2 separate regions of the Homo sapiens genome follow, and region 2 is linked to region 1. A link is an interaction called in ENCODE POLR2A ChIA-PET data of the cell type or tissue named here. Cell type or tissue: GM12878. All regions are shown on one strand. Each heading gives the region's core, and the rest is flanking DNA. Links, peaks and the distances in the headings are about the cores only. Region 1 overlaps ANXA4 (annexin A4). Region 2 has its middle 17 kb from the start of ANXA4.

The links. Peaks named below come from ENCODE experiments on the same cell type or tissue, not always from the same donor. Only the 100,000 strongest peaks of a DNase experiment are listed, where the experiment ranks them.
Region 2: POLR2A ChIA-PET joins it to region 1 with 6 read pairs; 10 of 35 experiments call an interaction of 5 or more read pairs at or near these places.

What each region holds. Positions count from the first base shown.
Region 1 is chr2:69,773,312-69,776,231 of GRCh38, forward strand. The region is part of intron 1 of ANXA4 (annexin A4); the gene reads left to right. Among named protein-coding and RNA genes, the nearest start is that of SMANTIS, 24 kb to the right of the region's middle. In GM12878, for the core only: no CTCF peak of the experiment used is centred there; no DNase peak of the experiment used is centred there; H3K4me3 peaks cover 1,153 bases; H3K27ac peaks cover 1,387 bases.
Region 2 is chr2:69,723,548-69,726,467 of GRCh38, forward strand. It overlaps a transcript of ANXA4 not described here. Among named protein-coding and RNA genes, the nearest start is that of ANXA4, 17 kb to the right of the region's middle. RefSeq lists an enhancer at 1,162-1,211. In GM12878, for the core only: a CTCF peak has its summit at 1,287 (motif pointing right); a DNase peak (open chromatin) is centred at 1,374; H3K4me3 peaks cover 344 bases.

The DNA of each region.
Region 1 (2,920 bases), core at 199-2,698:
TTTGGAGAGGTGTCCCCCTTCCCTGCCTCCTCACTTGTCATTTATTCCAAAACTACATGAAAGCAAAGGGAAGGCCCTTGCTCTGAAAAGCAGTATCTGCCAGGGTTGTCAGCCAATTAGCATATGAATCATACTTACCAAGGGATATGGGTACATGTGGATCATTCACATGACATGAAACAGGGCCTCCAGACCAAGGACTGGCTAAGATCTGTGAAGGTCTTAAGTTTTGCCCCTGATTTTTTGTTTGTTTGTTTGTTTATCAATATTTGTTTTATTCTCCTTTCTTTTCTTTTCTTTTCTTTCCTTCTTTTTTTTTTTTTTTTTTTTTTTTGTTTTCGACAGAGTCTTGCTCTGTCACCCAGGCTAGAGTGCAGTGGCGTGATCTCAGCTCACTGCAACCTCTGCCTCCTGGGTTCAAGCAATTCTACTTCCTCAGCCTCCCGAGTATCTGGGATTACAGGCGTGCACCACCACGCCTGGCTAATTTTTGTATTTTTAGTAGAGACGGGGTTTCACCATATTGGTCAGGCTGGTCTTGAACTCCTGACCTCGTGATTCGCCTGCCTCGGCCTCCCAAAGTGCTGGGATTACAGGCATGAGTCACCGCGCCCGTCCTCAAGCAATTCTTGTACCTCAGCCTCCCTAGTAGCTGGGATTACAGGCATGCCAGGCTAATTTTGCTATTTTTAGTAGAGGCAGGGTTTCACCGTGTTGGCCAGGCTGGTCTCGAACTCCTGACCTCAGGTGATCTGCCCGCCCCTGCCTCCCACAATGCTGGGATTACAGGCGTGAGCCATCTCACCCTGCCCTATGTGTTAATAACCATTTAAAAATTTCCACCCTGCTAAGACTAGTCCGTGACTCTCTGTGCCTTTCTCCATTCTTCTCTTAACTAACCTCATGTTTTTATTAGCATCTGTAAGACCCATAAGGGGAAACTGAGAGAGAAAATTCAATAAGACTCCCTTGGTTTTGCAGCAGTAAGGTTATATGAGGTGTTTATGTAAAAGGAGCCCCCCCCCCCCCTTTTTTTTTTTTTTTGAGACAGAGTTTCGCTCTTGTTGCCCAGGTTGGAGAGCAGTGGCGCAATCTCAGCTCACTGCAACCTCCGCCTCCCAGGTTCAAGTGATTCTTCTGCCTCAGCCTTCCGAGTAGCTGGGATTACAGGCACCCGCCACCATGCCTGACTAATTGTTTGTATATTTAGTAGAGACGGGGTTTCATCAGGTTGGCCAGGCTGGTCTCAAACTCCTGACCTCAGGTAGTCCACCCACCTCGGCCTCCCAAAGTGCAGAGATTACAGGCGTGAGCCACCGCGTCCAGCCAAAAGGAGCCCCCTTAATCACAGCGTTTACCATGACCTGGGTAACAGGCATATTCAGCAGACAAATACCCCGATGATCATCAAGCCAGTCCTCTGTGGTTTGCATATGAAGCACATCAGCTGCTTCATCAGGGGTATTCTACTTGGCATTTATAAGGGGAGAGGAACAGTCCCCCTTCTCAGGGTAAACAGACCTTAGTGTGGCTTTTGTCCAGTCCACCAGGCTGGATGTTCTCTCAGGAATAACCTCCTATGTGTCTGGACCACCTGAAACATCTGCGATTGCTCCATAGAGAGCTGTGGGTCCTGCATCAACCCAAACATGAATGCTAGCATTTTGAATACTCTGCAGTGTTCGAAACCTAAGACACTGTCACTCACTTAGTTACTCACACAACCCATTTGAATAAAGGTTCTTCAGGAAGTTTATGATACTGATCTACAAAATGAAATAACTTCTTCACACTATACCCTGTGGTTTCAATCGTTTCATGGTTTGCCTTCCACCCCACATAAACTGCCTTCTTGGTTACCAGAGTTCTTAGTGATATTGTCTAATCTCAGCATGATTTTGCCATTGGTGGGTGGCTTTGCAGTTACTGGCTAGAGCGCAGACTCACTGAAATCTGAGCTTGGTCTGACCCAGCACTCTCTTTTAATTTTATTTTATCTGTTACAGATAATAACCAAGGGACTGAATATATCGCCTTTTCTTATTAGTTTGCATTTCCTTATGCTTCCAGTGAGCCAACACCTTGGGGTAGCTTTTACCTTTACTAACAGATCTCAGCATGGTATGCTACTCCGTACCATGAGTGGCTGTTACCAATGCCATGGGTTCTTGTAATCACCCAGGATAGAAATCAAGAGCAATCACCATACATAGCAGCAAAGAGAAAGTTTGTTTTGGCTCATGCACAAGGGAGCCAGTGCTGAGAAAGGAAAAGAAACAGACTGCTATCGGAGGATAGTGTGTGGGTTAGTTTTATAGGGTCTTTCCATGGGAAAGGGTTACATCAGAGCATGTATAGGAGAGGCTTTTCTAGCACTCATGCTTCTTCATGCATCATATGCAACATTAGTATTTTAAATCTCCACCCCATGCATTTTTAGCCTTAAAATGAGGAAGGGTAACTGTAGGTTGGACTTTAAGTCTAGCTATGCATGCAGGGCTCCAGGGAAGTCCCCAGCCCCCTGAAATAGGAACTCGTGGTTAATAAGCTTCTTGGGTCTTTTGTTATTAATTGGCTGAGAGTTAGATAAGTTAAAGCTTGAGTGAATGGCTTCTATCATTTTCTTCCAGGCCATTTTATTTATTTTTATTTTATTTATTTATTTATTTATTTATTTATTGAGACAGAGTCTCACTCTGTTGCCCAGGCTGGAGTGCAGTGGTGCAATCTTGGTTCACTGCAGCCTCCACTTCTGGGGGTTCACATGATTCTCCTGCCTCAGCCTCCTGAGTAGCTGGGATTACAGGCACTCACCACCATGCCCAGCTTAATTTTTATATTTTTATTAGAGATAGGGTTTCACCATGTTGGCCAGGCTGATCTCAAACTCCTGACCTCAGGTGATCTACCCACCTCAGCC
Region 2 (2,920 bases), core at 99-2,598, 50 kb before region 1:
AAATGTTAGCTAAGTGAATAAACATTTTCCTTTAGTTCTGCAGTGTGTCTTTTGTCTATCCACAAATTTTATGACATAAAATTTCTTATGCCGTTTATCTATAACTTTGGATGTCCAATCCCACACTACAGTCTTTTATGACATAGCTGTGTGATGCTATTTTATTTTGTTTTCTTTCTTCTAATAGAGACAGGGTCTTGCTATATTCCCCAGGCTGATCTCAAACTCCTGGGCTCAAGTCATCCTCCCACGTTGGTCTCCTAAAGTGCTGGGATTACAGGCATGCACCACCCACTGCACCCAGCCTGTGATGCTATTTTCCTAAAGACACTACATGAGAAGCTCCTACCCTTTCTCCATTTCAGCTGCAAGAGGCTTTCAAAACCTAGGCCCGAAAGCTAAAAACTTCTGAACTGTTGAAATGGGGCCGGGCGCGGTGGCGCACGCCTGTAATCCCAGCTCCTCGGTGGGCTGAGGCTGGAGAATCACTTGAACCCGGGAGGCGGAGGTTGCGGTAAGCCAAGATCGCGCCATTGCACTACAGCCCGGGCAACAAGAGTGAAACTCCATCTCAAAAAAAGAAAAAAAGAAAAAGAAAAGAAATGGAAATCCACATGCAACAATGGCTATCCAAATACCTTAAGGATACATTTGAGGGTGGGTGTACCCATCTTGTGCCCCATCTCCTAGAAACTGGTGTTTGCTGTGGGCAAATGAGGTGCCAGGAGAAGGTACTATTGCTGCCTAAGGGCTGCAGCACATGGTCGTGCAGGTTGTCTACTGTACAAGAGTTCCTGGCAGAAGCAGGGAGGGCCGCTGAAAAACAGCCAGTATTCCATTTACCAAGTCGTGCACCCTGGGGCTTCATCCCCCCATATAAAAGAAGACTTTTTCTAATTAGTACAAATACGTCAGGCAGGTATGGGCTAATTGCAGCCTTGTGTCCCCAGCTGTCACCATTACTGTCCTGGCTAGGGGAGATTTAGTGTCTGACTCTGTCCCTTCAAAAGAGCCCCCTCAATTCTCTTCAGTGTCAAAGCATCTTTTCAGAAGATCCTTTCAAGCCCTTTGGTGAGTGACTAACCCACCACCGGCAGTCCACTAGTGGAGAATTACCTTCTGCCAAGAGACCTTAGTTCTGTAAAAAGGCAAAGAAAGAAAGATAAGCTGGGGCAAGAAAGAAAGATAAGCTGGGGCAAGAAAGAAAGATAAGCTGGGGCAAGAAAGATGAACTCATTCGGCCACGCTGCTCTCGCCCTGTGGTTGCTTCTTCTGCCACTAGATGGCGTCCTCGCCTAAGTACTGGAAACACTTTCCTGAGGATGGAATTTGAGAGGAAGCTGGGTTGCAGCCGCTGTCCGTGTGGAACGTTTAGCTGATCCCAGCTTCATTATTATGCGATTTGAAAATACCTGCTCATCCTGTCAAGAAATTTTATTGAGTGGAATAATTGTTTCATGGCACTCGTCAAGTTCATGCACAGCCTGTCTCCTTTTCTTCTCCCTCTGACTCCTGCAGTCAGCCGATGTTTAAACCCAGGAGACGCAGGTCAAGCCACAGGGAGCTCAGCTTCCTGACATCCACCTGAGAAATGCCAGGAGGGCTTACTGATAACATAATGGATGTCAGTTTAATAAATTCTGACTCAAGGTGACATATAGCTATTTACAGAGATATAACATATTAACATATATATTAACATCTATCATTTTAGCATTAATCATTTCGGCATCTTTTTATTTGAGGCATCATTTATATATTTAAATGTATATAAATGATGCCCCAAATAAATATACCATATACTTAAATCTATAAATATATAAATTTATTATTTATTTATATATAAATACATGGTATATTTATTATTTATATATTTATTTATTGTATATTTATTTAAATATATGAATGCTGCCCCAAATAAATATACCATACACTTCAAATGTGTGCCTTTAAATGTATTTAAAAGTGTGCCTTAAGTGTACGGTTCAGTGAGTTTAATAAATGTATACACCAGTGTAGCCACCGCCCCCATTAGGACACAGAACACTTCCATCACGCTGGTACATCGTCTTGTCCACCTTCAAAGTCAATTCCCATGAGCTGAAGAGGCTCAAGGCTCAGAGAAGAGCAAACAGTGGGTGAAGGGAGTGTGTGGCCTTCAGGCTAATGTGCACTGTAAGAGGCTAAATGAGACTCTTGATCACTCACAGCCTCTGTTTTGTATTTTCCTAGAAAAATCAAGTAATCATTTATTTTTAAGGAAAACAATGGCATTTTAAGAGCCACCTCATTTTACCTGACATTTTATTAGTTTTTCTTTCACATATATAAATGCACAAAATTCTGTAAAATATGTTTAGTCATCACTTCATGATTTGGTTCTTGTGACTTTTTTTTCACTATGCAGTTGTCAGGATGCAGCTGAGAAAATTATCAGAGCTATTCAGTGAGATCAATTGTGTATTTTGAAAATAATTTTTCCTGAAGAGCCTGATATGGTTTTGCTCTGGGTGCTCTTGGGTGTCCCCACCCAAATCTCATCTCGAATTGTAATCCCCAGGTGTCGAGGGAGGGACCTCGAGGTAATTGGATTATGGGGGCGGTTTCCCCCGTGATGTTCTCATGATAGTGGGTGAGTTCATGAGATCTGATAGTTTAAAAGTGGCACTTCCCCCCTCACTCTCTCCTGCCAACACGTAAGACGCCTTGCTTCCATTTTACCTTCTGCCATAATTGTAAGTTTCCTGAGGCCTCCCCAGCCATTCAGAACTGTGAGTCAATTAAACCTCTTTTCTTTATAAATTACCCAGTCTTGGGTGTTCTTTATAGCATGTGAAAACAGACTAATACAGGGCCAATCCAAGCATTCTTCAGCTCAGGAGTTTAACTCATTTGTCAGCTTACACTAGCTGTGTCTTTA